Regions from separate parts of the Homo sapiens genome. Here region 2 is linked to region 1. A link is a loop called in an ENCODE intact Hi-C map of the cell type or tissue named here. Cell type or tissue: mammary epithelial cell. All regions are shown on one strand. Each heading gives the region's core, and the rest is flanking DNA. Links, peaks and the distances in the headings are about the cores only. Region 1 overlaps SLIT3 (slit guidance ligand 3). Region 2 overlaps SLIT3 (slit guidance ligand 3).

Region 1 (2,917 bases), core at 90-2,589:
GGCCAAGGCCGGTTGCGTGGAGTCAACAAGAGTTGGTATATAAGTCAGAGTGGTTAAGGAGAGGGAGGACCTGCAGTCATTGGATCCAAAGGGTTTACCTCCCTAGTTCTTCCCTGGGTCCTGGAGACATGAAGGTGAACCCCCACAGCCCTTGCCCTTATTGCTTACAGGCTAATAAAGGAGACAAGCTGGGCACCTTCAAGTCCCTGAGAGTTTAGAGCAAAGAGCAGGGAGCTCAGACCATCCAGGCCTGTCCTCCAGAATCATTACTCCGTGGATAATACTTTGAAGATGTGTGAATTGGGGCAAGTTATTTAACCTCTCTGGACCTCACTTTCCCATAAATACTATTTTTGGCTTTCATAATAACATACGATGATGGTGATAATAAGAGTGTCCCCCTTATAGGATTCCTGTAATATTTCAGGGGAGATGAACAGTGCCTGATATGACATGATAAATCAATACGTGGGAAAACCATTATTAATTGTTATTTTTATAGTTTTCCAGCAGTACAACTTTTTAAAAAATTTATAAAATGCTTTGTCTTGCATTGGCTCACTTGAGCATCTCAAAAACCCTCTGAGGTTCTGCAAGTGCTGCTAACCCATTTTGCAGATAAGGGTGGTTTGCCCAAAACACACGAGTAGTAATGAAACTGGGACTGGAGGCCTGATGCTACAGCTGCTGTCCAGTGTTCCTCAACTCCGTGCCCTGTTGCCTTCTCTCATGGATATGGGGGCTGTGTCTGCTCTGTGGGTGATGCCCAGATGTGTAAGAAAGGTTCTCTGCTTTCAAGGAGTTTATATCTCATTCAAATTGGAAGAGCCTTGATCTGGAAATTGGAGAGTTCCGCCTGCAAGTGAGGGCCACTTCTGCTGTCTCCAGCAAGGAAAGACAGGCAGGAAAATGACTGGGAGTCTTATGTGGTGCCATCAGATGACATTCAGAATTTCCTTGGGTCGAACCTGCAGAGACCTGTCTCTGATTTCCTGCGTGTCACTCGGCAAATTCCCTCCATGTGTGAAATGAGCAATGAAGCTAACTCTCTGGTGCATGGTGTTAGCACCAAGTTGCATCACATTCCCCCCTCCGCCACTCCTCCTTCGCAACAGACCTTAACGTTATTCTGTGATTACTTCGCATCATCCTTCCCAAATGTGCATCAAATTAAAGAGTTATTAGGGCATGGCAGGACATGTTTATGGGGAAGAATTTCCTTTAAAGTCACAGCTCAGCCTGAACTCACTTTATTAGTGTTTATACAAAGTATGTAGCCTGTTCCAATGCAGTCCATGTTTATATTCCTGCAGCAATCATTGCATTCCTTGGGCTGTTCCTTCGTTTTCTTAAAGTGATTACTGCACCTATGTTAAAAGTTAATAGTGTATGTGCTCTGTGACTGGTTGGACTTGGGAGGTGGGCACCATTCAGAAAATGACACTTAACCAAGATGTGTCCTGCAAATAGCCATAGACTTAGAAGTGGTCTTCAGCCCAAGTGGACAGGAAGAAGGTCTCCTTAAGAACAAAGACATGGTGGGCAACCAGGCCCCATATGAGTATTTCCATTGTCACCCACTCCTGTTGCCGATATTTTGTGGCTCAAGCTGGGAATGACCATTTGTGTTGATCTGATCTTTGCCTGTTTCTGTGGTATAATTATTAATGACTTCCCCTTTAACTCACAAAAGTATTCAAGTTTGGATAATCATATGGTCATTCCAATTCTAACTGATACCCAGATTTACTGGTATAAGTGAAGTACATCAACTTTAGATCTCAAGCCATTGTCAATTAAGGGCAAATGTAACTCAGTTAAAACTGTCAATAAAGAGCTCAAGTTAACATCAGTCATTCAACAGATATTGATTTGTGCCTTTCATGTGCCAGGTATTGTGCTGAGCCTTAGGGATTCAAACATAAATCAGATATGGCCCTGGAGCCCAGTAAGTTGGAGCTTATTAGTTTAGCTAAACTTTTTGAGTATGTTACTAAAATTCTCTGACCAGGTCATTTCAATTTCTCTTTCACCCTTTAGGACTCTATATTTACTTGCTGCAAGTTGATTGCTAAATTTTCAGCCACTAATCCTTGTTCATTTGGTACTTCTCAGCTTGTGACCATAGACAGGTGTCTTAATCTCCCTGTGCCTCTATTTGTTCAATCATAAAATGGGACTAATAAGTAGCATCAACCTCATAGGCTGGTTGTGAGGATTAAAAAAGGCCCCAAATGTGAAGTGTTTAGCATAGTCCTTGGCACATGGTAAACACTCATTGTAGATTGGCTCCTGCATAGTAAATAGCAGAAAGTTATTTGGACCTTAATGTTGGTTGGGTGCAGCATTTGTACCTCTATTGACCGGAGTTAAGTGGCCTTCTTAAAAACATTGCTTAAGGTAATATGTGTTAGGATCCAAAGCCAGTGAGAATTATTGTGACCCTAGGGGATCAGTTTATTTTCCTCCTTTTAAAGATGAGGAAGGAAAATTTTACAAAGTCATGCTCTGGATTATCATGGATGAAGATCATGGATGCTTAACTTGGGCCATTCTTTCCTACTATGCCGTATTGCTAGGTGTATCAGTTAGCATAGACAAGGCTAAGCTGCAGCAACAAATAAGCCCAGATATATCAGTAACAAAACAATATAAAGCTGTATTTCTTCCTCTTCCTCCCACCCACCCAGTCCAGTAGAGCTGGTCTGGGTGGTGGTAGGTGGCTTATGATCCATATTGTCACTTAGGAACCCAGGCTGCTTTCCTCTGGGGGACCCCTCCATTTATGACACATGATCTCTACATGCCATGAAGACAAGAAAGGGAAGGAGAGTGTCATGCTTGCAGGATGTTTTATAGCCTTGCCTGGAAATGGCACGTATTATTTCCACCCACATTCCTTTTCTTCAGAAATCAG
Region 2 (2,917 bases), core at 280-2,779, 100 kb after region 1:
TTGATGTGCCCGCTGCTAAATGAAGCATCTGAGCATGAACACGTTGAGAGAATAATTCACCAGGCAGCCCTTTTCTCATTAAGAACATGTGTCAGCAAACGATTCTCTAGCCCAGCATGAACAAGAACTTTGGGGGGAGTCTTTGGTCTCCATGGCAAAGACGGCTAAAAAACAAAGGCAGTGACCCCAGAAGAGGAGGAGGAGAAAAAAATTAGTAGCGTTAGTCTTAGATGGAAAGGTGAAAGAATGTAGTGCTTGGTTTCTGGAGTCAAATCCTGGCTTTGATCTTTACTGTGTGACCTTGGGCAAGTTATTTAACCTCCCTGTTTCTGTTTCTTTATGTGTAAGATAGGCATGATGATATGAATAGTGCCTACCTCTTAGGTTTCATCCCATCAACAAATATCTGCTAAGCACTCATTCAGAGCTAGGCACTCAGAAACTATTTCATTCTAGGTGCTGGGGACATAGCTGGGAATGAAAGAGCAAAATGCCTCTCCTTAGAGGGCTCATATTCTAATGGGACTCCCATTCTAGTGGGGGTGCACTTGATAGACAAGGTAAACACATAAAGCAACTGGTATGTTGGACAGTGATACATGCTAAGGAGAAAAATTACACAAAGCAATTGTCTTTGGGGGTGGAAGGGTGGAGTGAATTTTAGATAAGGTAGCCAAGGAAGGCTTTAATAAGAAGGTGACACTTGAGTAAGGACTTGAAGAAGACTTGAAGAAGGTGAGGGAAGGAGCCATATGCATATTTGGGGAAATATTGAATGAACGAATTTGTCAAATGAATGAATCCGTGAAAAAATAGGGTTGTATGGATGAAATGTGATCACAATAAATGTAACGCACTTAGAATAGTGCAAGATGCATAGTATGTGCTCAATAAATATTAGCTATCTTCATATTTAGCAGATTAGGCAGTGAAGTTGTTGCTGTCACTCCCCCTACTTCTGGCTTTCTGAAAGCATTTTCAAGATACGCAGAAAGGAAGGATACAGAAGCCTCTTCTGATTCTATTAGCAGACTGCATACAATAGGATCTCTCTTTTAGGTTGGCCTAGGCACAAGTTAAGACTCATCACACACACCTGGATTATAAAAATTCTCTTATGCATGCAGCCCTTCTGAGGTTTCTCATACTTTTGTGTAAATTGCATCACTTGTTTCTTCCAACATCCCTGTTGGGTAGCAAGGCAGGTGCCTTTAGTTACCCCCTCCCCTAGCAAAGGCAAGGGATCTAGCATTTCCTGAGCACCTACTATGTGCCAGGCACTCTGCTAGTTGTTTTGCCTATATATGTTGGCTCCCTTATCCCTCCCTAGAGTCCGGGAGGTCATGCATTATCATTACTGTTTGAAAGATGAGGAAATCTAGGTCTGGCTCCCCAGATTGGCACAGCAATAAGCTGCTTGCTGGGCCTGAAGCCCAGGCATCCAACGGCAGGGTATCTTCTGTGGCTCACGCAGTGAGCCTGCCCCCATCTTTGTCCCGAAACCTTGGCATGCCACCCCAGCAGGGCAGCCTTGCCTGGGAAGCCTGGGAACAGGGCGTGTTGTTGGCTTGCAGTTTAATTGAAGTGGAAAGCAGCCCATTGAGACAGGCCCAGATCTGTTAATCCTGCTTGTAGGAATGCTGGAGATAAAAGCAGCCATGGACCTAGAGAACAATAGCTCCACATACCAGCAGGAAAGGGCACTGTCATTGCCCCAAACCAAACAACTGCCAGGGCCTGGAGGGTCTGGCGGGGAAGGCCCAGGATGAGGCTGACTCATAGAGATGACAGAACAGCCCGGAGAGAATGGGAAAATGTAGAAGGCCAAGTTTACCCCAGTGCATATATACTTTGGGGCTGAGTAATGTGGTAGACAAATCACTCCCTTCACCATCCCACCCAGAGTGGAAGCACACCCTGAAGCCTCAAGGATAATTTCTACTTAAAACAGTTGAGTAAAATGGAACCACAGACTCTGCTGCTTCTTCAGGAAAAGGGGCTGCGGTCCTGAGACTCCCAACCCGTTGTGCTAGAATGGGACCTTGGGAAGGAAAGCTTTCTCCGAGGGAATTGAATTAGCCGGAAATATTTAAGATCCCATTTTCCCTCCCATTGGCTTGTATTTACTGGTCTTGATGGGGAGTCCGAGGATGGTACTTAGAGGCCCTGCAATGGAAATTCTAAAACAATTGACCAGACTTTCGAATGTGTGGTTATGTTTAGATGTCTTGGGTTGCTTTCCCCTGACTTTGAAAAGGAGCAGACAAAACATGTTGATTTGCGAACATCCTTCCAGAACATAAATCACTGGGGTGAGTGTGGGGTTGGAGTCTGTCATAGCTCACTGGGAGATGGGCCCACTGCCTGTCTTTCATGGTCTCCCCTTTGCACTCTGCCCTCTGCCCCATGGACATTCTCACTGGGGGCCCGCAAGCATCACCTCTGCCCAGGCCCAAAGGAACGAATGGGGCAAAAGTTTGAGGAATTTGCCTTGGTGAGTTTTATAGAAAAACTAGCCTGAAAGTGGTAAGATTGGAAGAGCGCAGGAGTGGTCACGTCACCCTTCCTTCCGTTGTCCAGTAGAATGACACTAGATAGTTCCTGAACTTCCTTAGTATTTCCCGATATGCTCTCTGCAATGATAAAATATCCAGATTTTATCTGGGCTGATAGCTCATGCTATCTGTCTAATCGCTTTGGTGAGGTTGCCAGCCTCAAGGAGAAATCAGGGAGAATCAGAAATTAAACATTTTTCAGTCATTTTTTTCACACATATAAGTTGCATTTTGGTTGTTCCTCTAGAGAGACACTAGGGAAAAGGGAGCCGCTATGATGTCCACAGCCCTCATTCCAAACACCCATTGATTAAACAGAGCCTGGCTCAGAAAGCCTGTGTCGGGATTAAGGTACTCATGTA

Evidence for each region. Peaks named below come from ENCODE experiments on the same cell type or tissue, not always from the same donor. Only the 100,000 strongest peaks of a DNase experiment are listed, where the experiment ranks them.
Region 2: it touches region 1 in a loop (8-fold over the local background); 1 of 110 quality-filtered maps calls a loop at or near these places.

What each region holds. Positions count from the first base shown.
Region 1 is chr5:169,266,400-169,269,316 of GRCh38, reverse strand. All of the region lies in intron 1 of SLIT3 (slit guidance ligand 3), which reads left to right. Among named protein-coding and RNA genes, the nearest start is that of MIR585, 4.2 kb to the right of the region's middle. In mammary epithelial cell, for the core only: no CTCF peak of the experiment used is centred there; a DNase peak (open chromatin) is centred at 1,066.
Region 2 is chr5:169,163,445-169,166,361 of GRCh38, reverse strand. All of the region lies in intron 4 of SLIT3 (slit guidance ligand 3), which reads left to right. Among named protein-coding and RNA genes, the nearest start is that of MIR585, 99 kb to the left of the region's middle. RefSeq lists enhancers at 819-1,683, 1,684-2,550. In mammary epithelial cell, for the core only: a CTCF peak has its summit at 1,671; DNase peaks (open chromatin) are centred at 1,111 and 1,701; H3K27ac peaks cover 2,500 bases.